Linked DNA regions of Homo sapiens: region 1 is linked to region 2. A link is an interaction called in ENCODE POLR2A ChIA-PET data of the cell type or tissue named here. Cell type or tissue: Caco-2. All regions are shown on one strand. Links, peaks and the distances in the headings refer to the core of each region. The heading gives the core; the rest is flanking DNA.

Evidence for each region. ChIA-PET counts read pairs that join two places held together with the same protein. Peaks named below come from ENCODE experiments on the same cell type or tissue, not always from the same donor. Only the 100,000 strongest peaks of a DNase experiment are listed, where the experiment ranks them.
Region 1: POLR2A ChIA-PET joins it to region 2 with 11 read pairs; 4 of 35 experiments call an interaction of 5 or more read pairs at or near these places.

The regions. Positions count from the first base shown.
Region 1 is chr11:118,144,101-118,159,426 of GRCh38, reverse strand. SCN4B (sodium voltage-gated channel beta subunit 4) reads left to right here and starts at 6,604. Exons shown (of 5, transcript NM_174934.4): 1 at 6,604-6,814; 2 at 14,198-14,370. The coding sequence starts at 6,754. RefSeq lists enhancers at 5,486-5,986, 14,008-14,207, 14,424-15,326 and a silencer at 13,518-13,587. In Caco-2, for the core only: no CTCF peak of the experiment used is centred there; a DNase peak (open chromatin) is centred at 6,526; H3K4me3 peaks cover 1,063 bases; H3K27me3 peaks cover 379 bases.
Region 2 is chr11:118,206,696-118,222,021 of GRCh38, reverse strand. It overlaps JAML (junction adhesion molecule like), which reads left to right. Exons shown (of 10, transcript NM_001098526.2): 2 at 7,136-7,198; 3 at 9,461-9,615; 4 at 11,310-11,535. The coding sequence starts at 7,156. It also overlaps the pseudogene HSPE1P18. Among named protein-coding and RNA genes, the nearest start is that of JAML, 11 kb to the left of the region's middle. RefSeq lists a silencer at 9,454-9,748. In Caco-2, for the core only: no CTCF peak of the experiment used is centred there; DNase peaks (open chromatin) are centred at 5,522, 7,707, 8,059 and 9,701; H3K4me3 peaks cover 203 bases.

The DNA of each region.
Region 1 (15,326 bases), core at 2,980-10,979, 61 kb after region 2:
TGTCCCATTCTGTCCCAAGGCAAGACATTAGGACTGGCAGGGAGAGACAGATATTCATCCAGTGTAAATCAGAGCTGTGCAGAGGGTCGAGTTTTTGAGGTAATGAAATCCCCATCCCAGAAGGTATTTAAGCATAACTTAGGGGTGTTGTTGAGAAAGTTCCTATATCAGGGCATACTTTTAGATAGCCTTTAAGTCTACTGATAATGGCCCTCTGCAGTCTTCTTTTTAGGACTCAAATCATAGAAGTGGGATAAAAGTCTTGCTTGCCTGAAGATAAGTATAACACATACACCGGCAAACATGCACACGTGTCTGGCCCTCTGCTTTCTTACTCAGTTGTGGTCTTCCCCAGGTCCCCTCTATACCCCTGTACCGCTTTACCTGGTTCTTCTGTATCTGATCTATCAGTGGTGGGGACGTGGGGGGTGTGGGTGAACCTCTATGTACAGTGAGAAATACGCTGGGAGAGGGTGGGAAATTTGAAGACAGGTGACCTTGGGGAGCTTCTTTCCAAAGATGAGGCCAAGTCTAGCTTGCCTTCCTAGGCCCACCAGCCAGGTCAGAAACTCCTGTCTTTCCAGTCAAGACTGTAGATGGAAGATACAAGTCCTCCCTGCCTCCCTATCCCTGAGTGCTCCCAGCTTTGCCAAATCTGTCAACATCTCCCTCAACTCCCCCCATAGCTTGCTCATACCCGTGCAGGCTGTCCACTGGAGCTGAGCCTGCTGGAAGGGCTAAGGGGTGGATTTCATGGCCATCTTGAACTTGAAGGGCATTGAAGGAGGAAGGTATGGGACTCTTGGCTAGATCAATAAGAAGAGCCACTGTTTACTGAGTACCTACTCTGTGCCTGGTGCTGATCTAGGTATTTGATGTATATCAGCTTACTTCATCCTTAGGGCAAGGCCCCGTCCAAATGCATTCTTTTCTCATTTTTACACATGAGGAAACAAAGTTCTGCAGTATTATAAGTATGTGTACAAACAAGGTGGCACAGCTAGGAAACAGCAGAGCCAAATTCACACTCAAGGCCTGATGAACCAAAGCCATTACATGACACCAGGAGAAAGGACAGTGAACTGGGCTCTCGCAGACCGAACACTTGTGGGTGAGGGAAGGGTGGCTTGGAACCAACCCTAAAATGACCATGGACAACAGCATAAGGGCAAAAGTGTGAGCAGAGGCCACGCTTTCCCGGCGGGCCCCTCCTGCCCACCCCTACATGGCCTGGCCCTTGGCCCCACAGCTCTGTGCAAACAGCTGCAGCATCTGCTGGCCACCTTCTCCTCCCCTGGCTTCTCGCTCCACTCCCTTCCTGCCAAAAGCCTGTGTATCCTCTGCTTCACCTACTAAACAATTGTCTCCCTGTCCCCACCCGTCCCCTTCAGCCTGAGCCACATTCCAACTTTAAGTTGCCCTCGACTCAGGAAGACTCTCCTCTGCTCCCAGGCCTCCTCTCTTCCTCTCCTCTGCCCCCCACCTTCTCTGCCGCATTTCCTCTCCAGGTCCACATCCTCCCTCTCCCCTCACTTTGCAAGACCCACTGCTCCCACATTAAAATGCTCCTAATGCATGAAACCAGAGCATCTGGGGAGTCCTGCCGGGTACTCCGCGCTGTGCTGTGCTTCTGGCTTGGCCAGTCTGTCTCAGGTGCCCATTTCAAAGCCAGGCCAGGAGGGCATCTGACTATTCAGCTGACAAGGCAGTCCTGTGAGCGGCAGGCTGCAATGAATGACAAACCTTCCCAAAGCCTCCAGTTCCCAGCCCTCCTGAGCCACCATCCTCCCTTGATGGGCAGGCAGGGGGCCATGGTGATCCATGAAGCAGAGAGAGAAATATAGCTCTGGGGTGCTGGGTAGGGTGGTTGACACCCTGTCCGGGGGCTTCAAACCCCACCCCAATGTGGCCTATAGTAAAGAGATGTCCAGGACTCACCCCATCTCGGAGCTACTGCAAGGGCAGCACATACCTTCTCCCGGAAGTGGGCACACACCCTCTCCAGCTCGGGACTGGCCGGTGAGCATCCCTCTGGTCAGGATATTTCGGCTCCCTCCTCCCTCTGCCCTCCTCCTTCCAATGAGCTCATCTGTCTGGGGCTCCCTACCCATCTCAGCCTGAAAGGATGTTTGGACAGAACCTGGCAGAAAACAGAAACAGAGGAAGGGAGGGATTGAGGAGGTGGCTGCCTACCTGCCTCTGCCCAGAGCCCCTAGAAAGCAGAGAGGAGTGAGAAGAAGCGATCGACTCTCCTTGGGAGAAGGATTCAGAAAGAGTTTATCTTTACTCCAACTCGCTGGTGTGAGGTGGACTCTGTGCGGTGTTCCTTGCTGGACCGCTAAGCCGCGTGCCTGCGGGTTGGTTTGGTACATGCTGTCCTGTTAACCCCCTCGGCACCTGCCAAACTTCAGTGGACGCTGAGACTCTGGCTAGGGGCAAGCCAGTGCTCTGAGCTGGAGGAAGGGAGTGGTGAGTAGGGAGGGGTAGAGAGAAGACCTCAGTGCAGCAGGAGGAAGCTCCTAAAAGTTTGTCCAGGTAGCGTCCACTCAATCCCTACCCAAGTGGCAGAAGGGTTTGTGGACATTTAACTTTAAGTTAGTGCAAGTAGAGAATCTCCTGCCTGCAGTTTCCCCATCCTGAGACCGGGGCTCTGGTTACCACCAGGGGGTAGCTCGGGGAAGGCGAGATGCACCTCTTGGTGTTGTTCTGGGGAGGAGCTGTGAGGTGGGTGTGTGTGGGGGGAGGCGGGCTCCCTGCAGAGCCCGTTGTCCTCCAGCTCCAAGAGCCGAGTCAGCGCTGCGCTGAGCTCCCTCTGTTACCTGCAGTGCCCCAGCAGGAGCGCGAGGGTTTATGGGGGAAGAGGAGGGAGAGGGAGGCAGGCGGGGAAGGGCAACAGGGGAGCCAGAGTGGGAGGAGGCTCCCTGCCAGGCTCTTGTTACTTAGGAGGAACTCCTCTCAAAATAGCGCTGGAGACCTCCTTGGAGCTCTCTATTGCCCTTCCTCCTCTGCACAGGGTCTCGATGCCTTCCTGAGAACTGACAGGGGAGGAAGCATTCCATGTACCCACTCTGATCATCTGTACAAGGTGATCCTGCTCCAGGGGGTGAATGCCTTCCAGTGTAAGAGCGGCTCTGGAGGCTGGCAGCTGGAGCTCAGCCCATTCCTGCCCATCCGACTTCCCCTGGGGCATGCTGATTCCTCTCTAGGCTGGCCCCTGCTGGAAAGCAGGCACCCACCCTCCTTCCTAGCTCAGATCCAGCTCCCTAGGAGGGCAGGGGAGAAGGAGACCAACTGAGTCAGTTGCTTGGTCCCTGGGGATTTTTGTTGGGCTGACTGCTTCAAAGAACCCTACACGAATCCCCAAGGAAACAATCTCCTTCCCCTTAAATCTAGGCCTTGTCTCCTGCAGCCTGAGAGCGGGCAGTTCTCTGACAACTCTGTGGCACAGGGCCCAATCGGCCTCTGCATCTTTGAAAACTGGCTCTTCAATGTATTTCTGAGCTAGGCCACCCAAGAGCTGCGTGTGCATTACCCCATCACCAGGAATCGGGCTTGTCCGACCGTGGCTGGGGACTGTGTACCCAGATACCACCCCTGCCCTCCCCCAAGGGACTTCCAGCAGAAGGGACAGGAGCCAAGGTGTGGTGTCTGTTTCTTCCTGTCCCTATCCAGTGTGACTGGGGACTCTTGAGCTGGGTGAAGAGGTGCTAAATCAGGGAGGGCCCCTGGAAAAGATAGTTTTGAAAAGGTAAGAGAGAAGGAGCTCTGACCTTTTGACACCCTCTCCCCTGGCATCCTCAGTAGCAGCCTCTGAGTTAGATCGATGGGCTAGGGTTTTGAGAATTTTTGAGGAAAGTGCTCTATAAATGTAAAATCCTCTAGCCCTTAAGCTAATGCATTTCCCAAGCACTCTTTCTGCCCAGCTGCGGAGCCCTCCTGGAGTTCTTTAGAGGAAAGCTGGGGGTGTGGATTGGGGAAATCAAGTAATGGGGGAGGTTCTAACGCTGACTTTAACAGTAACTGTGTAGCTGACCTCGGGTTACACATTCTACCTCTCTGAGCCTCTTTCTTCATCCCTAAGGCATGAGGGTTTCCTATGGACCCTTCAAACTCTATGAACTGGTGAGGTAGCAGTGAGGTAGCAGGGAAGGTGGGGAGAGGACACTGAGGACGTTGGCCATCTTTTCCTGTCACCAGGATCTAAAGATATCCCTGCAGCTCTGTCCCTCTCCTCCCCCTGCTCTGGGCAGGGGTCACTTTCCTTCCCTTTGGCTCACCTCCTCTCTCACCTCAGTCTAGGGTTCTGAGAAACATGACCCCTGCTGTAAAAATAAAGTGGTCAGTTTGTATGCCTGGCCCTGCGGATCTAGTGCAAGGACCTCCTGGGGAAGGACAGGGTAAGCCTGCGGACCTGGAGACAGATGGGGAGGCTTAGCCTCAGGGCCCACAGACCTCTTTAAGTTCAAATGTACTGAGTGTTTATCCTGTGCCTAGCTGTCTGCTGAGCACTTTTACATGCAATAATATCTCATTCCCTCTTTACAGCTAGGTCCACTTTTGATGTTGCAAGTCCTGGAGCAAAGGTACAAATGGAAATTATACATATGTCTAAATATTAATCAGGATAACAAAGTGTTAAGATTGATGTTTTATCCTCTGCCTTTAATTACTTTTCCTTCATGATAACCTGGAAAACCATGTCCAAAATGAAATTTTCAGGCCATTCTCTGGTACACACTCTTCTCTGGTCCTGTAGTGAGAGGGGCTCTTGTGCATGCCTAGGGTGTGTGTCAAGTTACATGCACTCCCCATCACCTGCATACAGCTGTCCCTTGCCCACTGCTCTAGCCCTTGAGTGCACACCTGATATGGCCAGCCCTTGAAAGGACAGATCTGGGGAATAGGGAATTCCAGAGTTCCTGATACCTGGAGTACAGTCTAGAAGGGGAGGAGGTGCATGCCCCCACCTGCCCTGCCCCCTTGGTCCCATGGACTCATTCTCCAGTGAGGGGCATGGCCAGAGGAGGGCCAGAATGAGGGCCTTTAAAACCAGAAATCAGGGCTGAGGCTTCTGTTGCCCAGGTCCAGGGGTAACATCGCTCTTAATAAGCCTAGGAGGCAAATATCATTGCATTCACCATTTTATAGGTGAGGAGCAGAGGCTCCCCCAGAAGACCATGTAACTTGCTCAAAGCCATACAGTCATAAATGGTGGCGCTGCCAGAGCCTCTGTGCCACTATAGGGAAGGCAGCGACCCTCTCTCCTGAAAAAGCAAACAGACATTCAGCACTTTGCCTGCAACCTCAAGGGGTCCGTGATCACGCCGAAGTCCACCCAGAGACCCCTCGTTAAGAAGGCGGTGCGTTGGTGTGCCTGCAGCAGAAGTCAGACCATGAAGTGGGAGCGGGCTTCCCAGTCCGGACCAGTCCTAGACAGTAAAGAGGGCCTGTGATGCAGGGAGGGTCTTGGATGGTTGGAAAGGTGCTGAGGAGGAGATCGACTCATTTACAGAACCACCAGCCCAAGTAGCACCGCTCAGGTGAAACTCTTTCACTTGGGCCTGTCTGGGAAAAGGCTTACTCGTTCACAGCCTCGCCTCAGCCCTCTGACCTGGTTGTCACCCTGGACTCCTCCACCCCTACCCCAAAAGGGAGGCCGAGGGAGTCTGCCGTTCCGAAGAAAACAGGAGAGTTGGAGGAGGGCGAAAAGGCAGCATCTGAGGGGGACGGCCTAGGTAGGAAAAATGAGAAGCAGGGGTGCAGCGGGAGGGTGAAATGGGGCGCAGGACACAGACCAGGCGCGGACCAACCTGCTCCCTAACCTGGAGCGTGGTGATTTCCAAGGGGTCCATGGAGAAATGTGGGGCGGGGTGGCGTGGGGGTGGGGGAAGGGAGGGCCGGGGCAGTTTGCAATGGGAAAGCTCTGTTCCGGGCTTCCTAAAACAACCGCCGGAGTTGCTGAGCGATGGGGCAGAAGGTGGCGGGAGCGGGTCCCGAGGCTGCACGCGCGCCATGTCGCACGCCACCGAGGAGGCGCAAGCTGCAGTGGGCAAGCCCGCACACGCCCACCCGTTGCGGCAGCGTCCGCTGCGGACTTTAAAGCGGTCCCTTGGCGGTCCTGGGAGAGGGAGCCGCTAACCTTCCCGTGTTCCCCCAAGCAAAGCAAAACAGTCTTCCAGCAACCGAAAAGCTCCACCTCTACTCCCCCCGAACTATGCTCCTAATTGGCAGCTCAGCGCATGGGATGATGCGGGTGGCTGCAGGCCGGCCCTGCAGTGCCAGCCGCAGCAGCCCAGCCCCACTGGAGAGGGAGTTGGGGGCACGGCGTGGTCCCGGGGCTCCGGGACCGCGAGGCGGGGTGCGGCAGGCAGGGTGCGCAGCGGGCGGGGGCTCCCCGGCCTACGCGGCGGCCACCGCCCCTCCTGCGGCTGGAGCGCTTCCAGAGCAGAGGCGCAGCCTCGCTCGCCGCTGCGCTCGCTCCGTCTTCCTCCCGCTCCTGCTCCGGCTCCTCCTACTCCTTCCCTCCCGCCGTTGCTCCAGCAGCCGGCTCCCAGCAGCGGGCGAGCGCGCCTCCCCCTCCGCTCCCTCCCTCCCCCTCCTCTCGCTCTCTGCCCGCTAACTTTCCCGAGCCCCGACCGGCGGCGCAGAGCTCCGGGGTAGCTTTGTGGCCGAACGCCGACCTCGGGCGGAGAGCGCGGCTGTGCCCAGTATCCCATCCCCGCGACCCCCGCGCGCTCCGGAGAGAACAGGACTATGCCCGGGGCTGGGGACGGAGGCAAAGCCCCGGCGAGATGGCTGGGCACTGGGCTTTTGGGTAAGGCAGCCCCAGCTTGGTCTCTTCTCTTGCCTCCCCCCACCCCCAAAGAAGGGGACACTCGAGAAGGAAGATGCCTTGGATGGGGTGGGCTTTGGAGTGCGGCACGGAATGAGGATGGTGGCCGCCGGCTTCCTGCCTGGTTCCTGCCTGGTTCATAGGCTGTGCTCCCTGGGGACCGTGTGCGTCCCTCTCTACCCCATCAGCCCGCCAGTCTCAGGATTAGTTTTTTTGCTGTCCTTGGCACCTTCGGCTCCAGGTATTTGGAGCTGGATCTTGGGGCTGCAGCGCGGGTCTCCAGAGTTCAGAGGTTCAGGATGCTGGAGGAGGGGGGTCCGTGCCTTGAGTGCAGGGGATACCAGGTGGGTTGCACGTGTGACTGTTGGAATGGTGGTTTCCATCCCGGCCCAGAGCCGTTTGCTTGTTTCCCAGGCACCAGGCATGCACCAGTTGGGGGTGGGGGAGTCCCCTTCTTCCTGGGCCCTTTTCCTGCTTTGCTCCTCTGCCCTGTACCTCCCTCAGGAGCCACTGCCTTCCCTACAGCAGCACCTGAAAGCTGGAAGGGGCTGGAGGGGCTTGCGGGATCATTCAAGGCCCTTTAGGAACGGCCTTGTCTCTCTTCCTACAAAGAGATTCCGTAGGGAAGACCTGTTTGACCTGCTCCTGGCTCTTCATTTTTGAAGTGAATATGGAGACAGAGAAGACATGTCCAGAGGACACGGAGGAAGAAGCATTATTAATATCTATTAATATGCACATGAGAGTTTTGAGTGTCAAACTCCAAGAGATTAGGGAATGATATTTATTCATCCAGGATGTAATCTCCTCATAAATCATAGCCAGACTTTAATGTAAGCCGACTCCATCTCTGGCAACGGCATCTCTTCCTGTTTATATTGGTCAGATTTGGCTTTTGGCAGCTCCCTGCATTGGGTAAGACACACGGTGTAGGTATTTCTGCTGAAAACAGGGAGACAGAACCCTATAAGGGAAGTGGCTACTGTTTCTGCGAATGTAAACTGTGTGCAGATCTAGCAGGTTGGTGCCTGGTGGTGAAGAGGGGAGAGAGTATTTCTTGTACTTGGGATGTTTATTTACCTCTGTACCGCTAGATGGAAGACACCCTTGTTTTCTCCTGTACCTTGGCACAGATGTCATGCTGGTTTCACAGTGACCTTAATGAAGTGGGCCTTAGTGACGCCTGAGGCTCCTTTTCACAGGGTGGGCACAGCGCCATTCCATGCTACTTCCCCTCATCCCATCTCAGATCAGCCCAGGTCCCCATGGTGGCAATGGCAGGGGTAAAGGATCACTGAGGAATTCAAACTCAGCCAGTCATTAAACTACCCCACTTCACACCTCTGGCTTACCTTCCTGGGTGGTGGGATGCCAGTCCCTTGTTTGTTAGAATACTCATAGAACCAGGCCTCTGTGGGCAACCAAGAGGGCCCTGAAAATGATGTGTGTGTGTGTGTGTGTGTGTGTGTGTGCACGTGTGTAAGGGGGATTGTAGGCACAGTCTTGGTACATTGCTCCAGGTGGAAGCCCCACCTTCTCCAAGGACTGTTCAGCTGTATAGACCAGGTAGGGGCTAAGGCCTATTGATATAGGTTTAGATGAATTTCTGAGCTACCCTTTGGGAGCCCAGGAGAAAGCAGAGTGACTTGTAGGTGGGAGACCTGCAGGCCCCAGGACTGGCCTCATCTGCTCTGTCCCCTGCCCCTCTGGTCTGCAGAGGGACTCCAACCAAAGTCCCTTTGGCCCTTGACCAGGTAATACTGACTGAGCCCTCACAGGGGCATTGGTCTGAGCTTGGGACATAGATGACATCCTTGCTTCTCAGTCCAGTGGGGGAGATACAGAGACGACTGGACAGCCAACTGGAGGTGTTCCCTGGGAACATCAGAGTTGGCAGCAACTCTGGGAAGCAGAGCACAGAACTCTCCTAGGGATGAGGAAGTCATGGTCCAGAGAGGGATGGTGACTTGTCTAGGGGCTCATGGCCAATTGATGGCCAAGTGGGACAGAATCTAAGTTTCTTGGGCTCTGTCACACCACGCTGCTTCCCACTTAACTCAAGTCTGGTGAGGGGGAAGGTAAATAGTGATTGTGCTTAGGGCTGAAGAATAAGTGAGGCTCTGGGGCATGAGTGTGGAAGGATAAAGACTTGAGGGGCCTAGAGCGGCTCTTTTCACAGCTTCGGAGACTGGGTACAGAGCAGTGAACTCCCAGGAGTCCTCTTCCCCTCTCCCCGTATCAAACCCAGTCTCACAGACTGAGACCAAAGTGATTTTTGATAACCTAACAAAATACCCTTTTCTTAAACTGAGAAGCAGTTTCCAAGGCTATATTATTGCCATTGAGGTTTATGTGCTTTCCAATCTCTTCCTAAGCATGTAACTGGTAATATCTCTGTCCTGCCCACTCCTTCCTTGTTCCCCCATTTACTTAATTGCTGTGATCTGTGTTTAATTATCACTTGTGAGGGTGCTCTATTGCACAACCCTGTTTCCCCTGGTGTGTATTTATTAAGGGCTTGTTTAATGAGAATGCAATTAAGGAGAGGGTGCTCAGTCCCACTCAGAGGAAGAAAAAGGAAAGAAGAAGCAAGGAGACTGTGGAGAAGAGAGGAAAGGGGAGAAGTGGAGGGAGTTTGAATCTGGAATCCTGGGTTTGAATCTGGAAAACATGCTTAGTTCTCCTTCTGAACCTGCTGGAGGTGCAAGCCTGTGGGGGCACCTGAGAGAGAAGGCTGGAGTTCCAAAGCTCTTATGACTGGCCCCCTTCTGGTGGGATCAGCATGAGAGGGAGACTGGGCACAGCAGACCACCTTGCCCTGCTGCCAGTCCTCAAGGAGGTGTAGGGATCTCTGCATAAGCCAGGGGTGGGCCGTGCCAACACAACCTGCTCTCTGGCCTGTAAGAGGAGGGACAGGCATGCTGCTGGGACTTGTTTGCAAAGCTGGTTTCACTGAGCATCCCATGCTGTCTCAGGGGCATGCTTTCATACCAGCAAAGCTCCTGGGGATGGGCAGGAAGCAGGTAGGTTGCCTAGGGAGAGAAAGCTGAAATCTTTCCTTTGTCTCTGGGCCCAGGGGCCTTACCTGGCCCATCCCTGCCTCCCAAAGCCCCCAGGGCCTGCACCCCAGGAGGGGTCCTGTCCTGCTGGCCTCAGCCCACTTTCTGCCCCCCAGCTCTAACTTTGAGCCTTTCTAACTCTCCCTGGGCCAGAGTGTATCAGCCTCCCTATTAAAGTCAGCCGTGTGTCCACTTGCCATGCCAGCAAGCCCTCAGAGCTATATTTAGAGTGGGTACCAGCCTGCCCCTCTTTCCTCCCCGCATCCTGGGGTGGCTGTGAGTGATCCCTGGATGTGGGAAAAGGTGGTGGAAAGTTTTCTGCCTCCACATTTGCCTTGGGATATATGGTAGCTGCCATAAGATTCCTGCTGGTGTGAATATTTAATAATATGATTTGCATGTGCTGAATACTTTTCCACTTTAACAAAAGTGATCCTGAGTCAGTCCTCAGACAAAACCCCAGATGAGGATGGCAGGGGGCCAGGACTTCAGAGAAGGCAAAGAAAATGGCTGCTCTGAGAGTGGCTTTTTAGTGAGGAAAAGCAAGATTTTGGGGTTCAGGATGGAATTCCACAGGATCAGGACTGGGAAGAGTTGTTCCTCAATTCCACAATGCCGGAAAGAGGCCCCCCACTCTCACACACACACACACGTACACTTTAACATTCTAGAATTAACTTTAGAAAACAGCAAAGCAAGGCTTTCTTTACTCCGGGGAAATGGCCACATGGAAATAAGCCAAGAAGTGGTAGAGGGTGAAAATACAGATCAATGTGGGAATGGCCTGGAGACATTCTTGGCTGACACTGGTTATTCAGGGAAGCTAGGGGTGCCCTGGTTACCTGTGATGAGGGACACCCTTGTCCCCTGCTCCCCTTTCAAATACCACCCTCCTCTACCTGCAGGGTGCCCACTCACGGCGGCCCCTCTTGTGTTTTATAATCTCCTGTTCTGGCTTCACACCAAGCTTGAGAAGTAGGAAAGAGGCATCCCTGCCCTGGCTTGGGGATATGCACACCGGATGTGGCACCTCTGACTTTCTCAAGGTCAGCTGGCAGAGTGGGGCCTGCCTTGCGCATGCTCACCAGTCCTCTCTGGACTTGGTCATCCTGAAGCAGCCCTCCGGCGGCCTTTGTGGACCAACACCTGCCCCTGGTTCCCCCCTCTCCCCCAGAGCAGCCTCATAGGAGACACTGAGTTCAATGGGAGGCAGGCCCCTCGGCTTTCTTGTGCATGACCCTCCCAGACATAACTGGCAGGACTGCATGACTCCCGACTGGGAGGGCTGTGCACTGAAGAAGCCAGGCTTGCCCACCCTCTCTGATGCTTTCACTCGGGCAGGGCTCTGGACTCTGTGAAACCATTTCTGCCGGTTTTCATTTTCCCCTCCCAGCTACTGAGGAAATGGCAATGCTTCACTTGCAGAGTCCTGAGTGTATTGGACTTAAGTCATCCACATAGGTGCACACAAACCAGGCAGAAACGTGTACTGTGTCATGAGCCAGACCTTAAAGATACAGTGTTCCCCTCTCTTCTGGACCCATCTTTTGCTCGTTTTTGCTTCTATTTAAAGCAATCAATAAGATTTCCTTTTCGCACGCATCTTTTGTGCTCTTGAATATCTCTTTCTGGCTAGGGTTGAGGTGGGGAGATTTGGGCACGGATTTGAGTTCCCCCATCTCCTCCAGGACCCTGATTCCTGGACCGGTATGCTGATGAGGAGGAGCTGCCACACTCCTTGGTGCCCTGAGGGAGGCCATTAGCTATCAGGAAGCTGCCTTGTCTGACAGCTTCCCTGTCCACTGCTCTGCATTCACTTCCTGTTTGTGGGGGCTGTGGAGGGTGGGAAGCAGAGTTGGTATCTCCCACCAAAAGGTTCTAGTGCTGGCTGCAGACTGGAGAGTGGGATCTTGTGTCTGGCTTCTGTCCCTAGACCTCTGGGGGAGATGGGGCGGAGGAGGGCAGAGGTAAACAGAAAGGCAGGAGTTCTATGGAGTGCTAAGCCCTGATAGCAGTGTTTTTCTTGGAGAGTGTGGTTGGTCACAGAGTGGTGGAAAGGGGCTAATATCTGAACGCTGCTTATTCCACTCACTGGGTGTGTGGCCATGAGCAAGGTAATCTTTTTAAGCCTGTTTCCTCATTTGTTTATTGGGAATAAAAATAGTAACTTATAGGATTATGATGAGGGTTAAATGAGACAGTGTATATAAAATACCTCTCCTATCCTATAGTAACTGCTCAGTCTCAAATTCACCATTTACTCTGTGGCCCTGGGCAAGTCAACTCTCTGAGCCTCAGTTTCATCATATATAAAATGGGAACATTATACCTGCCTTTGAGCATTCTAATAAAAGTCGTAGTTAGTATGCACAAATCCTCTCGCACCGTGGTTCTCAAAGTGTGGTCCCTGCGCACAGCATTCCCTGGGAACTTTCTCGAAATGTAAAAGCTCAGGCTCCACTCCAGACCTGAATCAGAACTCCAGGGGCTGGGCGGAGCCAGCCGTAACTGTTCTCCAGGGGATTCTGATGCGCTCTCAAGTTTGAAAACCATGGCTCTAGAACAAATCCTGGTTGGCCACAAATCCTAGGAGCTGGCCAAAAATAAAGGCTAATTGAAATAACTTCCCAGCACTAATTGGAGCCCTGGTGGGTAGATCTGGGTCTCTTAGGCAAGTTACATAACCTCTCTAGGCTCAGTTGTCTCACCTACAATGTGGACCTATAATAGTACGTGACTCATAGGACAGGCCGTGAGGATGAAATGTGCCTGGCACATAGTAGATGCTCAGTTAATATCAGCTAGTACTATTGTTAGCGACAATGGCCGAATCACGATGGGGTTACTGGACCACGGGGTGTGATTTTAGGGCTGGGGGATATAAGCACTTCACTTTGTCATCAGAAGCTAAGGGCACAGGAAGAAGCTGAGCAAGCAGGGCTGCCTGCTGTCCTTGGAGATCCTTTTCTGTCATTTGAAAAGCATTGCTCAGACGCATTATCATCCGGTGGGGGCAAAACAAGAGGTTTATGATGCAGAACAGGGAATTAAGTTAGACAACAGAGGGCCTTCCTGAGAGTGGGGTTGGAAGGTGCCAGTGTCCTCTAGGGAGGAGGTGAGGCAGGCATCCACTTCCAGACACCCTCCCCGCCCCCGCCTCCACCGACCTTGAGGCGAGTGGGGTTTCCTTGGGGCATCTGCAGGACTGGGGGTGGGTGTGTGTGTGGGGCGGGGTGGCGGGGAACCAGGCCCCCTTACAAGGACTCCGGAGCGGGAGTTTGGAGGCCGTGAGTGGAGAGGCCTAGTCCCAGCGGAGGGGGCCGCATCGGAGTGCTGGGGCGGAGGTTCGAAGCGTGAGAAAGAAGCCTGGGGGCGCTCGGGGACGAGGGGGCGGAGTGTGGCGAGAAGGCCGGGCTGCAGGGCTCAGGAGGGGACCGCGGGTCCAGCGCCCTCCCCGTCCCGCCCCCGCGCGCGTGCACTCGGGCTGGCCCGGAATCCCTCCCCAGGGTGTCTTCTGCCACTGACTTTCCCACCCTGGCTGCGCCCGCGCGCCCCCGCGGCTGCCAAGCTCCAAGCCCCGCGTCGGTCCCCACCCCCGCCGTGTTCCCCCCTGCCAGGCCGTCTTCCTGCGGTTCCCAGGGTCCCGTTTGGCGGCCAGAGGGCGTCGGACTCGGCTGGCCCAGCGAGGTCCAGCCCGAACGTGTCCTTCTGCCTCTCTGCCCCTGGGGACCAGGGAGGAGCCTCCAGGGCGGGGGAACGAGAGGCTACTGGACGGCGGCCCGGGACTGCGGCGGCCGCGTTTCTCTTCTTCACCTTACGGGACCCGGCTCTTCCCCCTCCTCGACCGCCCCGCCCGTCAGTCCTGAAAACCTGGCGAGAGGCGCGTACTGTCCTAGGGGAATTCCCCTGCAAACAGAAGGGAGCCCGCCCTGCGCGTCCTGGAGTGGGTGCGGCAGGAGCGCTTCCAGGCACTGCGTCCCCAGGTGAGGGGCGGAGCCGGGGCGCGGTTCGCGGCAGTGGCCAGGCCTTTGTTTCCTTGGGTTGGGGTGACCCCTGGTGGTCATCCAGAGCGCAACAAGGGCTACTCCCTGGTCCAGAATTCAGTCCTTTCCAGGGGAGAAATGGAGAATGATGGAGGGTGGCCCAGGCGGTGCTGATTGGAGTAGACAGCCATCCTCCCGAGGTTGGCACTGAGGGTGATAGAGACCTACCTGCCTGGCCAAGCTACTCCGCCCTGCCTAAGCATCCCCTTCCAGAGCTCCAGGCTGGTGGGGTTTTATTAAGGGAGGCGGTGCTCCTTACACAGGCCTCTTCCTGCTCCCCGTAACCCTGTCGCTGGAGGTGTCTGTGGGAAAGGCCACCGACATCTACGCTGTCAATGGCACGGAGATCCTGCTGCCCTGCACCTTCTCCAGCTGCTTTGGCTTCGAGGACCTCCACTTCCGGTGGACCTACAACAGCAGTGACGCATTCAAGATTGTAAGTATTTGGAGGAAGAACAGTACAGCCCAGCCTCCCTCACCCATGCCTCGCCTCCTACGCTCTGGTCCCTTCTGGACTGAGACCCACTGCGATGGTCCCCAGAACCCACCTTTTGCCACCCTTTCTCCCAGTATTCTTTTCAGAGCCTGCCAGGAAGGATGTAACTGGGAGAGATGCTTAGATCGTGTTGCCAGAATTCGGGGACTGTTGGAATTCTTGGCTAGAGTCCTCTGTCTGGTCTTAAGAAACACCCGGAGCTTGGATTGCTTGTCTAAAAATCAATAGTTTAGTCTAAGAAACAGGAGAGAGAAAGGCCTTGGAAAGCTTGGAGAGAAGGAATGAGAAGAGTCTGAATGAGGGAAGGGCTGAGAAGCTGGACTGGCAGGGAAAAGAGAGAGGAAGAGAGGGAGAGCTGCAGGAGCATTGGCGCGGCTGCGGTGGGGGTGGGAGTGAACTCACTAGATTGTACTCACTCTACAATCTAGTGGGGGATCCAACCTGAGACTTTCACAGGGAAGCCACAAGAGACCAACTCTGGTTATAATTAAATGCTGACCTCAGAGGGTGCTGACGGGCAGAGCTGTGGGATTGATCCAGGTCTTGACAGGGGGCCAAAATTCAGTTGGGCAGGTGACATGGTGTCAGCAAAGGCTGGGTGGGAGGTGACAGAGGGAGATGAGTGCGGTGCTTGCAGGAGTCATTAGGTAAAAGGCTTTTATGAAGAGAGCAGTAAGAGCTGTGCTGCATTCCAGGGAGACCTTAATAAAAGGAAATGGGTTTAGCCTGAAACAAGTAAAATTCAGGTTAGACAGGCAGAGCTATTGACGCTGGAAGAGGAAACCATGGGGGGAAGGAGCAGGGCGTGACTACAGGCTCTTCCTGGTCCTGGACAGGGGAGGCATCCAAGGAGTGGGCTGGTGTGATGTCATGACCCTTGAGGACCCCGATTCTTT
Region 2 (15,326 bases), core at 4,268-12,267:
TTACCAGATTTTAGCCAGGACAAATGGCCAATATTTCTGGCTTTTGAATCTTTACCTAAAGGTAACCTCCTATGTGAAATTAATAAACCTTAAGTAAGGGGATAACTTAAACAGGGACACACAAGGTGTCTCCAAAGAGATGGTAAGCAATTTACAAGATCTAGAATTGCCCCAAAGGTAACTCAGAGAAAAGAAAATTTCAAGACAGGAAATTAGGAGCTCTCCATGGAGGGGAAAAGAATCAATAAATGATTAAACCACAAAAGACTCACTTTTGGAGCCAGGAATTGAACCCAGGGCACCACTGTGAGAGGGCAAAGCTTTAGCAGTTGAGCTACAGCAGGGGTCCCCAACCCCTGGGCAGTAGACTGGCACTGGTCCATGGCCTGTTGGGAACCGAACCGCTCAGCAGGAGGTAAGTCGGGGGCAGACAAGCAAGCATTACTGCCTGAGCTCTGCCTCCTTTCAGATCAGCGAGGGTATTAGATTCTCACGGGAGCATGAACCCTATGGTGAACTGCACATGCAAGGGATCTAGGTTTCATGCTTCTTAGGAGAATCTAATTCCTGGTGATCTGAGGTGGAACAGTTTCATCCCCAAATCATCACCCACCCTCCCTGGTCTGTGGAAAAATTGTCTTCCATGAAAAAATTGTTTTCCATGGGGAAAAATTGTCCCCGGTGCCAAAAAGATTGGGGACCAGTGAACTATAGTGCAAGATAACTGCTGTTGTTTTTTTCCGGGAGGAGTTTAGAGCATTTCAAGCTTGCAAAGGATTTTAACTGCTCAAGAGAACTTTCTAGGACTAGCCATGTAATTATTACGCATGCTTCTTTTAATTTTGCCTTTTCCTTTTAATGGTGTACTCAGTTCCAATGGTGACTGAATCTAAAAGCCTGTTAAACTCCAGATAGTGATTTTCCAGATTTTTACCATATAAGCAAAAGGTATTTCCAGAAAGGGGTAGAGGAGGCATCTCTATGACAGGGAGCTCTTGAACTCAAGGGGAAATTGATAATTTTACTTGCCACCTCCAGAGTCACCCTTGGCTTTGTTTTGCTGTGATTTGGAATTCAGCGGGGGCAGAGAGCCCACTTCATTTTAAGGCCATCAGGGGCTAGAATTCTGTCCTCAGGGTCTTTCAGCCCTCAGGACAGTCCCATTTTCAGCAGCTGAGCTTGTGGCAGAGGGTACAAGCTGTGCGGGGCTTTTTCCCATGTATCCCATTGGGGCAGTTTGCCTTCCAGTGGCCTGGCCATCTGCACTGAGGGCACTTACCTGGAGGAGTGTCCTTAGGGCAACCTGGAGGGAGCTGAGGGCTTCTAAATCAGCCAACAATTGAGCCTGCCTTTCTTCCCTGCATTTTTCTTTCTCCTTAGCCCTGGCCTCCTTATTCTGCTCTTGGTTATAAAAGATCGAGGAGGCCAAGTTGAGGATTCTTTGCATAGGGACCACGCTGTATTACACAAGAAAAGTAGATGTTTCTTTTTGAGAGTCTGAGGGTTAAATTTGTCTCAATGTTTTAGGATGCAATGCAGAGGTGAGTCTGAAGGAACAGATGGGATTTGTCCCATGGTGGGACTGGAAAATGATGAGCCAACCTCTGGGGGCTAATGTCCGCTGGGGACACAAACTGCTTTCTCTTGAGGCTTCTCGCTGAGGAAAAGCGTTCCACTCTCATCCACTGATGGACTTGGGTGCACTTTCTAAAGGGCATCCCAGCTATCAGAAAGACTTCTCTGCACTGGGGCCTTGCACCGGATAATCGGTTCAGGTATGAGGAGAGGGGAGGTGAATGGGGAGACTCACTGCTCTGAGGTTGCTTGAGCTCACCTAGTTTGGGAACATCCAGAGCAGGAGGTTTGCCTGTCTTCATGGGGAGAATTTAGAGTGAGAAAGAGGTGGGTCTGAGTTCCCCAAACCATGTGTGCCAATTGTGACACATAGAGGGACTTTTGACCAGAAAAGGTAGGAGAGGGTTTTCCTCTCTCCCGGGCAAGGCAGACAAAACTCTTCAGCCCCTGGCCTTCAGGCCACACCAGGAAGTGGCCCTGGTCAGTTGTCATAAGTCACCAGAGGGATACTAGAGTTTGTTTCAGTTGAAAACTGAAAAGGAAAGCAAACTCTGATTGGGTGGTGACTTCTCACCAGGACCTTCTGGTCCACAGGGAGCAGCCCTGGCCAGGACCTTCAGCTGTCTCCAAACTTGGATGCTGTTCACTGAGATAGTGGAGTTGGAGAGGCAAGGGACAGAGTAGGGGAGAGGTCCCCAAGCAATCCCCTTTTGGATCACCAAAATGTTGCGGGTAGTGACTAGCTAGGGCCGATGTCACCGGCAGCAAATGTATTTACCAAGACAGTCATAGGAAAGAAAGGCAGATTTATTAGAGAAGGTATGAAAACATGTTGCAAGGTTGTAATGGGCAGCACAGCAGAGAAGGCACTGTCTGCAAAGAGGCAGGGGCTGAAGGGAAGTTTTATAGGGTGGTGCTGGAGGGGGCTACCTGTGAAAGAAGTCATTGTGCCCATAGAAGTCATTGTGCCCTCAGGTTGTTTGATTAGCTATGTCTCAGAACAGTTGTTCATTGTTCTTCCTCACCTGGGTCCTCCCCAGCTGGGACCCCTCCTCATTGTTGCTTACTTAACAGGACTACACACATACTGTTCTCCATAGTGGCTGTACTAGTTTGCATTCCTACCAATAATGTATAAGAGTCCCCTTTTCTCTGCATCCTCACCAGCATTTGTTGTTTTTTTGTCTTTTTGATAATAACCACCCTAACTGGTATGAGATGATAACTCATTGTGGGTTTGATTTGCATTTCCATGATTACTGATATTGAACATTTTTTTCCATATATGTGTTGGCCATTTGTATGTCTTCTCTTGAGAAATGTCTGTTCAGACCATTTGCCCATTTTTAACCCCCCATACACTATTAGTAATAGAAAAGAAGATCCTGATAGTTATAACCCCCTAGAAGGACAGAAGGTATTTGCCAGAATTTATACTGTGAAAGAACCATGAGCTCAGGTCAAAATATTTGGCCAACAGATGAGATAACTTACTATGGAGAATTATCTCCAAACATCTGCTGAGGAGATAAATCAGTATCTGGAAAGAGAAGGAAGCAGTGTAGAAGTTGTGAATGTCAATGGTGTCTATTATCAAGGTGCTTAAGGTGCTTCTGAATGCTTTTGCTGGATTTTTTTTAAAACTGAAATTCATTTTATTCATCTACATATGCAACCAGAATTTTGTTATTCAGCTAAATATGTATATATAAAATTCAGAATTTGTGGGTGTTGGTGAATATATAGATAGGAATTTGCAAATATCTGTCAACTCACTAGGAAATTCAAACTTGAATAGTGTTCTTGGTAAATGTCCAAGGTGTTATGAACTCATTTGACAAGTAGTTACTGAGGATGTCCCCGTACCTCACACCATGCTGGCACTGGAAGTGTGGTGGCTCATGGGCATGGCTCTTGGCTTCATGGAGCTTATAGTCTTGGGGGTGGAGGTAGAGAGCAGGGTCTTAATTAAATGAGCACACAAATAAATAGATAATTAGACATAGTGGCCCATGCCCTAAAGGAAAGGTAGAGGTACTATTAAGACATGTGGCTGCCGGGCATAGCAGCTCACGCCTGTAGTCCCAGCCCTTTGGTAGGCTGAAGTGGGTGGATCACCTGAGGTGGGGAGTTTGAGACCAGCCTGGCCAACATGGTGAAACCCTGTCTCTACTAAAAGTACAAAATTAGCCAGGCATGGTGGCTCATGCCTGTAATCCCAGCTACTCAGGAGGCCGAGGCAGGAGAATCACTTGAACCCGAGAGGCGGAGGTTGCGGTGAGCTGAGATCGTGCCATTGCACTCCAGCCTGGGCAACAAGACTGAAACTCCATCTCAAAATAAAAAAAAAGACATGTGGCTTGGGGACCTGTCCTGGGATGAGTGGTTGAAGAGAGGTTTCCCGAGGAAATGATATTTAACTTGAGATGTGAGCGAGGAGCAGGTGTTAACTGGGTGAAGGCCTGAGCAAGGTGGATTGGTAGACCATTCAGTCAGGAGGAACAGATTAATCTTGTTTAGACAAATAAACTTCAGAAAAGCTTTGCTCTAAAATATTGATTACTTTCTCAAATGTGGAGGAAGAGCATAGTGTGGCAAAGACACAGGCTCGGATCCAGGATGGCTGGGTTTGAATCCTCGCTCTGCCACTTGCTCTGTGTTCTTAGGCAAGTCACATTGTCATTCTCTGCCTCATTTCCTCATCTGTAAAACCTCATGGGGTTGTTGTGAGGATTAAATGAGTTACTGTGTAAAGCACCCAGGGCCTGGCATTAACCTTCTCTGCTTTATTACACATCAACTACTGATTTCTAGTGTGCTGCTATATTAAGAAAAAGGTCTGATCTTTTAATATTGAAAACAAGGCCCGGTGATTTTCCCAAAGATCAAAGAGTTGGTTAAAGGAAGATCTGAGCCCAGAAGAGCATTTAAAAAAAACTTTTAGTAATTTTTCCGCTAAAATCATTGCTTCTGTCTTCACGGAGTTCTAGAGGTGCATCCGAGTATGTAGGACTGACAATGAGCGTTTTCCATTCATGATACTCATGTTTCTTAGCATTTGTTTGAAGATGGTTTGGATGTGGCTCTGAGTTACTCGGCTTTAGTGCCAAGATTCAGAATCTTTTTAGAGTCGCTGGCTTCCTCTTAGAATAGAGTGGAGCGGGGACTGCTGCAAGATGCCTTTAAGTTGATTTCAACTTAATGGTCACATTGTCAGCTATGAGCATTTATCCAGTATATGCCAGGCATTTTGCCGGTGCTGCCCCACGGTAACAGGACACACATCTAAATAAGGCACGTATGGTGCTGCCTTTTAGAGTCTGCAGACTTGAGTTGGTGGCAGACATATAAATTAGTCATTACTCCTCCATGCGGTTGGTGAGCTGCAGGGGGAATGTCCCACTGCTAAGTGCTGTTTTCTGGGCAGAGGAGGGAGCACAACCAACTCCCTGGGGAAGGCAACAGATGTCCCAGATGTGATGAACTTATGTTAGGACACACCATAAAGGAAGCCCCTTATGACCTTCATCCATGTATGTATGGGGCAAGGTGGGTGGCACGGAGCAGGAATGGGGTTTTGCTTATGTTGAGAGAGGTCTGTGTTTTCACTAGAGGTTCTTTTGTTTAGGGGAATCTATGTGACTCCTGATATATCTGGCTCAGTGTAATTATTATCCCCATTGTTACAACAAGGTTCAAAAATGGAAACTTAAGTTTCCTGTTCATTCTGATTCATCATTTGCCATTCTTAGAAAGGTAGAAGCTCAGAACCTGAAATCTCCCCTAAAGCTACAAACTCTGTTTCTGACTCTTATCTATATAAAGAATCTTCCATGGTAATGCTTCCTATTTTCAAAGCACTGTTATCTACGTTATACTATTAGATCCTTTCATTATCAATCCCTTTTAAAGGCAAGGAAACAGGTTCAGCAAGATCAGCTGACTTCTCTGTGTAAGTGGGACCTGAGGTAGGAACCTCCTTGAATAGCTTGACTCTGATTTTCCAGGTAGAGGATTTTGTTGATTGGAGAATACGATTAAGGAATGTCTTAAGTAATCAATTTTTTTTTTTTTTTTTGAGACAGAGTCTCGCTCTGTCGCCCAGGCTGGAGTGCAGTGGCGTGATCTCGGCTCACTGCAAGCTCCGCCTACCAGGTTCACGCCATTCTCCTGTCTCAGCCTCCCGTAGCTGGGATTACAGGCGGCCGCCACCATGCCCGGCTAATTTTTTGTATTTTTAGTAGAGATGGGGTTTCACCGTGTTAGCCAGGATGGTCTCGATCTCCTGACCTCGTTATCCGCCCGCCTTGGTCTCCCAAAGTGCTGGGATTACAGGTGTGAGCCACCAGGCCCGGCCAAGTAATCAATGTTTATTAATTAAAATGGCTACCGTATGTGCCAGATGTCCTAGCAGAGCTGGGTGGGGTACCTTGCTGTTAATGCAAAAAACATATCTTTCCTCTTAGCAGATTCTGAGGTGGAATCTCCCCAGCGGCAGGGTGGCCAGGGGTAAAGACCACGGCTGAGGCCAGGAGCAGTAGCAGGTGGGAACTCAAGACTGGTTGCACTGTAACTCCTGAGAGTCAGGGTTCTTCTGTTTAGCTAAGAAAATTTGGGGGTGTTTGGTAGAACAGTGAATCCTTTTCCAGGGGCTGGTAAATGCAATGAAATGAATACTACAGAGATAACATGCATATCAAACACATACTTTTGTCCAATGCACAGCCCAACTCTCATTCTAGCCACACTGCCCTGCCTTTAAAAAGTTAAAAAGAAAAATAAGATAAAAAGTGCACCATGGGCCAGGTGCAGTGGCCCACGCCTGTAATCCCAACACTTTGAGAGGCTGAGGTGGAGGATCACTGGAGCCCAGGAGTTTGAGACCAGCTTGGGCAACACAGTGAGACCTCTCTACTACTTAAAAAAAAAAAATAGCAAGTGTGGTGTAGCATGCCTGTAGTCTCGGCTACTCAGGAGGCTGAGACAGGAAGGTTGCTTGAGCCCTGGAGATCACGTCACTGCACCCCAGCCTGGGCAACAGAGTGAGAATCTGTTCCCTCCCCCAACCTCTTCCTCCCAAAAAAGTAGTAATTCTAATTTAGGTGGAGAGATGGGGAAAAATTTCAGGCTGGATATCCTATAATTTTTTGTTTGTGTGAAACATACAGGTAGTGGAAAATCTAGGGTTGTCATCTCAAGGGCATCCTGCAATCATTTGCTTTTTTTCTCTTGAAAAGCAACTTTCATCTAATCTTCCCTTATGGCCAATCTAAAGCAGCCCCCAAGTGACTCTTCAAACACTACTCTGTTTTGTTTCATCATAGCACTTATTGACATCTGGTATTTTCTTATTCATTCATTCATTTATTTGCTTCTTTTTTCTCCACCTCCCGCTGCATACAAACTGCAAATGAGCTGGGACCTCGTCTGTTTTTCTTGTTCAATGCTGCATACCAGTGTCTCAAACAGAGGCTGCTCCGTATAGTCCTTCACTATTGGTTTTTTAAATTAATGAGCTTCTCTTGACATGATTTTGTGATTTTTGTTCTTTTATCTTAAGATTTGAAAGTTGAGAGCAGCATGTTTTGCCCACTGAAACTCATCCTGCTGCCAGTGTTACTGGGTAAGTAGAAGCTAAGGGACTCCGTGGGGTATTTGATTTCTCCTGAGTTCTGTGCATTATTAAAAGCCAATTTTACATATTTTCGATTCCCTTGGGTTTGTTGAAGATGGAAACCCTAATGTGGAACTTCACAGTTTTGTTGAAGCAGCTGTTGTTGAAGCCAACTAGCTTATGGTTTCTTGGGAAGCTGAAGCTTCCTGTTTCCATTAGAAACAGAATGCATTTGGGTCCTAAAGGGTGTTCTGGGACCCTCTTACGTGACAAAGGGAAAGTTTCTCTGTGGCATTCCTGCACTTTAAATTGTTATCTTTAAAACCACAGTTCGCCTTGAATCAGGAACTGAAATTACCAAAGAGAGACCCAGAGCTGTTTTTCATACTGTGGCCATGTCAGCCTTCTTGTGGTTCCTCAAATGGACTGAGCTCTTTCCCAATTTATGGTGGTTTCCTTTGCCTGGAACCTTCCTCCCAGCACTTCAACCTAGCAAGCCCGCCCGATGCTTCCTTACCCTTCAGGTTTCCCCTTATGCTCCACTTCCTTCTGAGGAGCCTGACCTGGCCATCTCCTCAGACCAGATTGGTCTCCTGTTTATGCCTCCACCTAAGTGCTGAGCTTCTCGTTGCTCATCTCCACTGGTTTCTAGGTTTTCATCCTTTTCCCCCATGCCTTTTTCTTTATCCCATGGATGTAGTTCTGGAAGGAGAAGAAATTAATCAGGTGCTTTGCTCTCATAGCCTTTTCTTTTTCTCTTTATTATTATTTTTTGAACTTTGGACAGTAATTTAAACCCTGACTCAGCAAAGTATACAACAGGATTGCCTTTGCTCCTATTCCAGGCAATCCAGAGTGTGTACAAACATGCACACAGGCACGCACACCAAAATGGTGTTCATTAGATAATTTTTCTCAAAGAAGCAGGGTTATAATGATCTCAGAAGGTATTTAGACATTTTCCTAGAGGTCTGTGGAGCAGCCTGCAGGTTTTTGCCCTCCGATCCAGAGAGCTACCAGTCCAACCCCTGTATGTGGTGACTTGGTGGCACTGGGGGTTTTGTAGTTTTTTGTGGAGAGGTTTTCCTTTCTTGCAGAAAATCTCATCTTCTTCAGCTGTTTCTCTACCAAGATTGCCCTTCAAACATCAGTTTCTCTTTGCTTTGGTTGCTGTTGTTGCTTCCTAGCAGTCCTTCATTTAATTCTACACACAGTGTTCTTAATATTAAATTCGCTTATTACACTTTCAATCACACATGGAGCTGCTCAATTCTTCCTTACAGGAAAATTCCAAATATTTGTTGGAGCTAATTTTGATTTCTTTCAAAATAATTCCCTCTGAAGGGTTTAGAGTCGATGTTTTCTTTTGTGTCCTCCCTGCTGTGTGAGCCTACTGTTGGGGCAGGAAGTTAACTGTCTTCTCTCAGGGAAACAGCTTGGATGAAAAGACTGGCACATTTTCTGTTCATTCCCATCACTTGGCTCTTCTCTGATATGAACTGGGCAGCATCTAAATGTATCTTTCTTGATTTTGTTGTCTCTTTGCATAGAGCATATCTTGTGAAAACAGAAATATCCATGTAATGGTTTTTTCTTGTAGTGACCGCTCGAAATTGCTTGAGCAACATAGAGATAATGGGCAGGGGTCCCTGTGTGAAGCACCTAGAGGCTGGAAAGCTGATGGCAAAGCTGGAGGGGTGAGGCAGGGAGAGGATAAACACAGTGGAAATGCAGGAGGAAAGCTGTGCTCTGTGGTGGCCTAATTACAAGGACCTGCCCTACAGCCAGAATCAGCCAGCAAATGCTTTTGTAAAGGAACTAAAAGAAAGGGAAAAGAGGAAGTAAACAAAAGGTCCCTTTTCAGAGAGGGAACCAGTGGGAGATTTAAGAGCAAGGAACAACCCATTTCGTCGTTATGGTAAGTGGAGGTGAGTTTCTAAATTGATGATCAGAAAGGAGAGACTTCTGGGGTTTCCCTTATTTCTTTAGAAAGGTTGGGAGGAAGAATTCCAGAAAAGTGTAAGGGGCTGGATAGGAGGAGGGAGCCAGATAGCATTTATTGTAGTATGAAGATTGCAGAATCCTTCTGATGAGCCATATAGGTAACTAGAGGACAGGGATGCCATGCTGCCTTTGAACATGCCTCCGAGGACTTTGTCTATGTTGGATCATCCAGGGAGAGGGGTGTTTAGTACTCCATGATTGGAATTGATTTTTGTTGTTGAGAGTATTTGTCTAAATGATGTGTCCTCTTGCCTTTGACTTCTATAGATTATTCCTTGGGCCTGAATGACTTGAATGTTTCCCCGCCTGAGCTAACAGTCCATGTGGGTGATTCAGCTCTGATGGGATGTGTTTTCCAGAGCACAGAAGACAAATGTATATTCAAGATAGACTGGACTCTGTCACCAGGAGAGCACGCCAAGGTAACGCGGGGGAAACATCACTATGTAATAGAAGCCCCTGACTGCTGGTGTCAGGACAGAGTGGTGTAAGAGTCAGGCATCAGGTGCCACCAGGAGGTGTTGCAAGAGCCGGGGCTTTGGAGATTATCAGAACTGGGCCTCGTCCTAGCTCAGGAATTTGGTTATGTTATCAGCTGGGTAAGTAAGTTACTCAACCTTGCTGATCTTAGCTTCCTGAGCTGTGAAGAGGAAGGCAATTACAATAATGGTAATGCTTACCTTTCAAGTAGTTAAGGGGCTGATGGGAGACACAAACTTGAAATGAGAGGTTCCTTGTTCTTGCACATGAAATTCTTTGAGTTTCCTTCCTTTATCTCTACCCTTTGTTAAGTAGCAGAAGCAGGTGAGAGGGGTAAATTCCGAGGTTCTAGAAAGGAGAGCTCTGACCTAGGCATAAGAACTATACCACAATGATCTTTTTTGGGGTGGGGAGGAGGACAGATTCTTTCAGTGTTTCACTGCTCCATGTATGTGCTGGGGAATCATCATTTTCTCCTTTGTGGCTGCTTAAAGTGTTGGGATTAGCAGATGCAGCATGGTGGGCGAGGTTCTTTCATGGAGCTCTTTGGAGTGAGGAACAGTGTATTAAGCCTCATCAGACAGTCTGTATAGATACTCGTATATCAGGATCATTTGTGAAAAACATCCCAAGTAGTTTGTTACTAACAATAAAGTCCTAATGTTTGCAAACAAAATATTGTTTTTGTAGCTCAGAGCACATTCCCTGTTGTCCCTATAATGCTACTCTCATTCAAATTTTTATTGGCCTTTATTTTTATACGAGGGATAAACCCATAGTGTAAGTAGAAATAAGAATTTCTGCTGGGTGTGGTAACTCATGCCTGTAATCCCAGCACTTTGGGAGGCTGAGGCGGGGTGATCACTTGAGCTCAAGAGTTTGAGACCAGCATGGGCAACATGGCAAAACCCCATCTCTATAAAAAAACAAACACAAAAATTAGCTGGCTGCAGTGGCATGTACCTGTAGTCCCAGCTACTTGGGAGACTGAGGTGGGAGGATCACCTGAGCCTAGGAGGTTAAGGCTGCAGTGAGCTGTGATTGTGCCACTGCACTCCAGCCCGGGTGACAGAAGAAAACAATACAAAACCAAAACCAAAAACAAAAGAATTCCCCAGGGCCCAGCCTGGAACCATTCCCTGTGGATGACTCCTTTTGTGTTACGATACTGCTGCCGGGAGGAGGGTAGAAATGAGAAAAGTGGCAGCCAGCCGGCCATGCCTGGAATTCTTACGCCAACACCACCCACAGCACTAGTGAAAATAGATCATGCATTTGAATGCCATCTAATCCGGGGCTGTGGCAGAAAATAGGGTGAAAATGAGAGATGGTTTTCAAAAGTTGTAAGTTAAAAACCGTAGAGTGATCTTCAGAGTGGGTGCTATATTTTACCTTAAACTGTAAGAAATAAAATGTGGACTGCATTTCTCCATTTGTCTTTGTAGAAAGGGAGTTGCAGAGCTTGTGCAAGTTAGACTGTTGCCTGGCACATTATTTTTATTAACTGGGTACCAAATGCTTTTGGATCATGATCATGATGATAGCTCTGCTGCCCCCACATAACAGAGTCTTTGGGATCCAGGCTCCTCGGTCTGGCACCTCTTTTGATTGTCTCCAACACTGTTTTGCCCTTCAGGACGAATATGTGCTATACTATTACTCCAATCTCAGTGTGCCTATTGGGCGCTTCCAGAACCGCGTACACTTGATGGGGGACATCTTATGCAATGATGGCTCTCTCCTGCTCCAAGATGTGCAAGAGGCTGACCAGGGAACCTATATCTGTGAAATCCGCCTCAAAGGGGAGAGCCAGGTGTTCAAGAAGGCGGTGGTACTGCATGTGCTTCCAGAGGAGCCCAAAGGTACGCAAATGCTTACTTAAAGAGGGGCCAAGGGGCAAGAGCTTTCATGTGCAAGAGGCAAGGAAACTGATTATCTTGAGTAAATGCCAGCCTTTGGGCTAAGTACTTACCACAGAGTGAATCTTCAAAAAATGATCATAATTATTTCAGTCAATAAAAATAGAGTTATTTTATTAAATAAAATATTGATAATTATTGTATTATTACTTTAAACACACTTCCCCCTCACAAAAGCCCTGTGAAGGATGTTTTGTTCACATATATGTCCAAATATGTTTTGGACACATATTTATTAAATGGAATAAATAGTACTTGAACCCTGGCACCTCTGACAACAAAGTCCATGTTCTTTTTACTATGCCCTAATACCTTTCATCAGTTATCCACATTGATGCTACATCTGTATTTTATAGGTACCCTATGTTAGGTGATCTGGGGGATAGAAAAGAAATAAGCAGGCCAGGCTCAGTGGCTCATGCCTGTAATCCTAGCATTTTGGGAGGCTGAGGCAGCAGAACTGCCTGAGCCCCAGGGTTCAAGACTGCAGTGAGCTATGATGGCACCACTGCATTCTAGCCTGGGTGACAGAGCAAGACTCTGTCTAAAATAAAAAAAGAGAAAAGAAAAGAAAAGAAAAAAAAAGAAAAAGTCTGGGTGTGATGGCTCATGCCTGTAATCCTAGCACTTTGGGAGCCCGAGGTGGGAGGATCACTTGAAGCCAGTTTGAGACTAGCTTGGGCAACATGGTGAGACCCTATGTCTAAAAAAAATAAAAAATAAAAAAAAAATAATAATAATAGCTGGGCATGATGGCACATGACTGTGGTGGTCTCAGGTACTGGGGAGACTGAGGTGAGAGGATCACTTGAGCCCAGGAGGTGGAGGTTGCAGTGAGCTGTGATCACACCACTGCCCTCCAGCCTGGGTGACAGAGCTGAGACCCTGTCTCTTAAAATAGAAAAAAGAAGAAAGGAGCAGATCTTTCTAACTCTTCTTTGCACTTTATTTTTCCATTTATAAGTGGAAGGAGTGGGTGGTTTTAAAATTTGTGCTCTGTAGAACCTTAAGCTCCAAAGAACATGAAGGGTAAGAGCGGGGCAGGGGTAGGACCCTAGGCTCCCACCTGCATTGCAACCAAAGTCCTTTTCCTTTTTCCTGTTGTATTCATTGGGCTGCCAGGTAAGATTTGGTCTGAATAAGGATTCTGCTGCTTGCAAGCAGTTTGAAAGGGAGAGTATAAGCTGTGGTGGCCCGAGTCATTTAGAAAGTTTTTTTCGCCTCTTTGACTGGGTATTAGTTGAAAGGAATGCAGCTGAGACTGTAACCAAAGGAGGCATTATGCTTCCAGAAAAATCTCAAAAGTATTGCAAGCAACTGTAGAAGCTGTTGTATTGGGCTCTAAAGGAAAGGGTGGAGAGATTCAACCAGTTAGCCCAAAAGCTGGAGATAAAATTCTTCCCCCAGAATCTAGAATATGGAGGCACCAAAGTAGTTCTGGACGACAGGGATAATTTCTTATTTAGAAATGGTGGCATTCTTGGAAAGTATATATACCGAAATAAATCACTATTGAAAAAGCCTCATGTGAAGACACTGATTCCACTGGAGTTCTGAAATCTTTCATTGTGTAAATAATTTCCATGTCTCTCTTTTATAATAAACTAATGATATCCAAACTAACGTTAGCCAGTGTCTCTAAAATTTAGTTTTGCTTATTGATATAAAACTTACAAATAAAAATACATAAATGAAAGTAAAAGTTTGCAAGCCACAGAACTAGATGCATTCTTTAAGAGTGTGGAATAGAAGGAACAGTCTGTGACCCCAGGAGAGCTTGCAATGTAGTTAGGGAACTAGAATCTGGGGCCATTTCCCGCCTGCAGCTAGCTTAGGTCCTTAGCCTCCCAGCTTTATTAATGAGCTCCTCTGGTGCACCCTGCCTTCCTCTCTTATGACACTCATCACACCTATTCACTTGTGTCTTCCCTGCTTGCCTGGGCGTAGCCCCTGGCACAGAGTAAGCAATTAATAAGCATTTGTGGAATGAATGAAATTATTGAGTTAGCATCCCTTGCTTGAATCTGATTTCTAAAAAATGGAGTTGTAGTAGGTGGCCTCTGGCCCCTCTCCTAATTATCCTACTTTTTTTTCATTGTCATTTTTCTCTTAATTCCAAAGCTCTTGTTCTCCAGGAAGAAGAAGCAAATCAGATGCCTGTGCCCAAGGATTCTCTCTCTCTCTCTCTTTTTTTTTTAGGTGGGGTCTTGCTCTGTCACCCAGGCTCTGGAGTTGCAGTGGTATGATCACGGCTCACTGTAGCCTTGAACTCCTGGGCTCAAGTGATCCTTCTGCCTCAACTTCCCGAGTAGCTAGGTCCATAGGTGTGCATCACCATGCCTGGCTTTGTTTGTTTGTTTAAGTAGAGATGGGGTTTCCCTACGTTGCCCAGGCTGGTCTCAAACCCCTGGGCTCAAGTGATCCTCCTGTCTCAGCCTCTCCAAATTGCTGGTATTACAAAGGATTCTCTTTTTGCTTCCTTTTTCTGCCTTTGGTCTCTAATGCCATGCCTGAACACTTGTCCATGCAAGCATAGCCTTTTCCTGCTTAGAAGAGACACAGAGGGAACCACAAGGAGTCAATTTCAAGAGCTGAGGAATCCATGGAAACAGGCTAGGGCAATGTTAGAGATAGTCAGATATTCCCCCAGTGGCTAGTGGAGCAAGCTGTATTTTTTTTTTCTTCCAGCTAGAATGGGAATAGATCCAACCCCTAACAATTTTGCCTAGTGGACCGTGCTCCAACTTGCTTTATGTAAGTTGCCTCCACCAACATGGCAACTCCATTTTTTGTAGTCATCTATAATTTTCTCTACAAAGTTTACCCTTCAGTTGATAGTCTCTCTATGATTCTACCACTTCAATTCTTTTTTTCATAGTTCTTAATTTAAATACTATAGATGAAAATAATAATTAGATTAATGTCCTCTACTTTTGCTCTAGAATCAGCCATCCTTCTACTTATGTGGGGTGCCACAGTAGAGTGAGTGAGAAAACTCGGGCTTTCCTTTCACTCAGACCTGGGCTTAAATGTTGGCTTTACCTTTCCTGGCCATGTGGCATTGGGTTCCTTTACTTTCCTTCTCTGTAAAATGGGAGAGTAGTCATACAAACCTCAAAATATTGTAATGACTAACTAATCTACTGTGTATAGGGTGTCTAGCACATGGTGGTGCATTGAAAGGACTCAGAATGTTCAGTTGTTATTATTGCATTTTAAAAATAGAGTTTAATTCTTAATGTGCTGATAGATTTAAAGGGAGTTTGCTTCCTTACTGGTATTCTTTGGAGTAACTTTTTTATCGCTTTCAAAATAATTCCTTCCATAGATTTTAGAGTTCATAATATTTTCTTTTGCTTTCCTCCTATTGTGCATTTCTCCTGCTGGGCAGGAAGTTACTCTTCTCCCAGGGAAATAATTTGGATGAAAGGGTGGCTTATGCACTCTGTTCCCTTGTGATCTTTGCTTAACACTCTTTGGAAGGAACTCTGTGCACTTAAGACCTAGACTTGTGTCTTCCTTATACACCACCCTGCCTTTCATTGCTTAATCAACTTTGTGGTTGATTTGTACAGAGCATTACTGAAAAATCAGAAATGTCTTTCTACTTCTTTTCTTTTTCATGGGCCACTTAAAATGACTTATGTAATAAACATATGGTGGGTCAGCTGCTTGTACAATAGTCAGAAGGAAGAGCCTAGGAGGTGGAAAGCCAGAAGCAGGGGAAGTCGGGA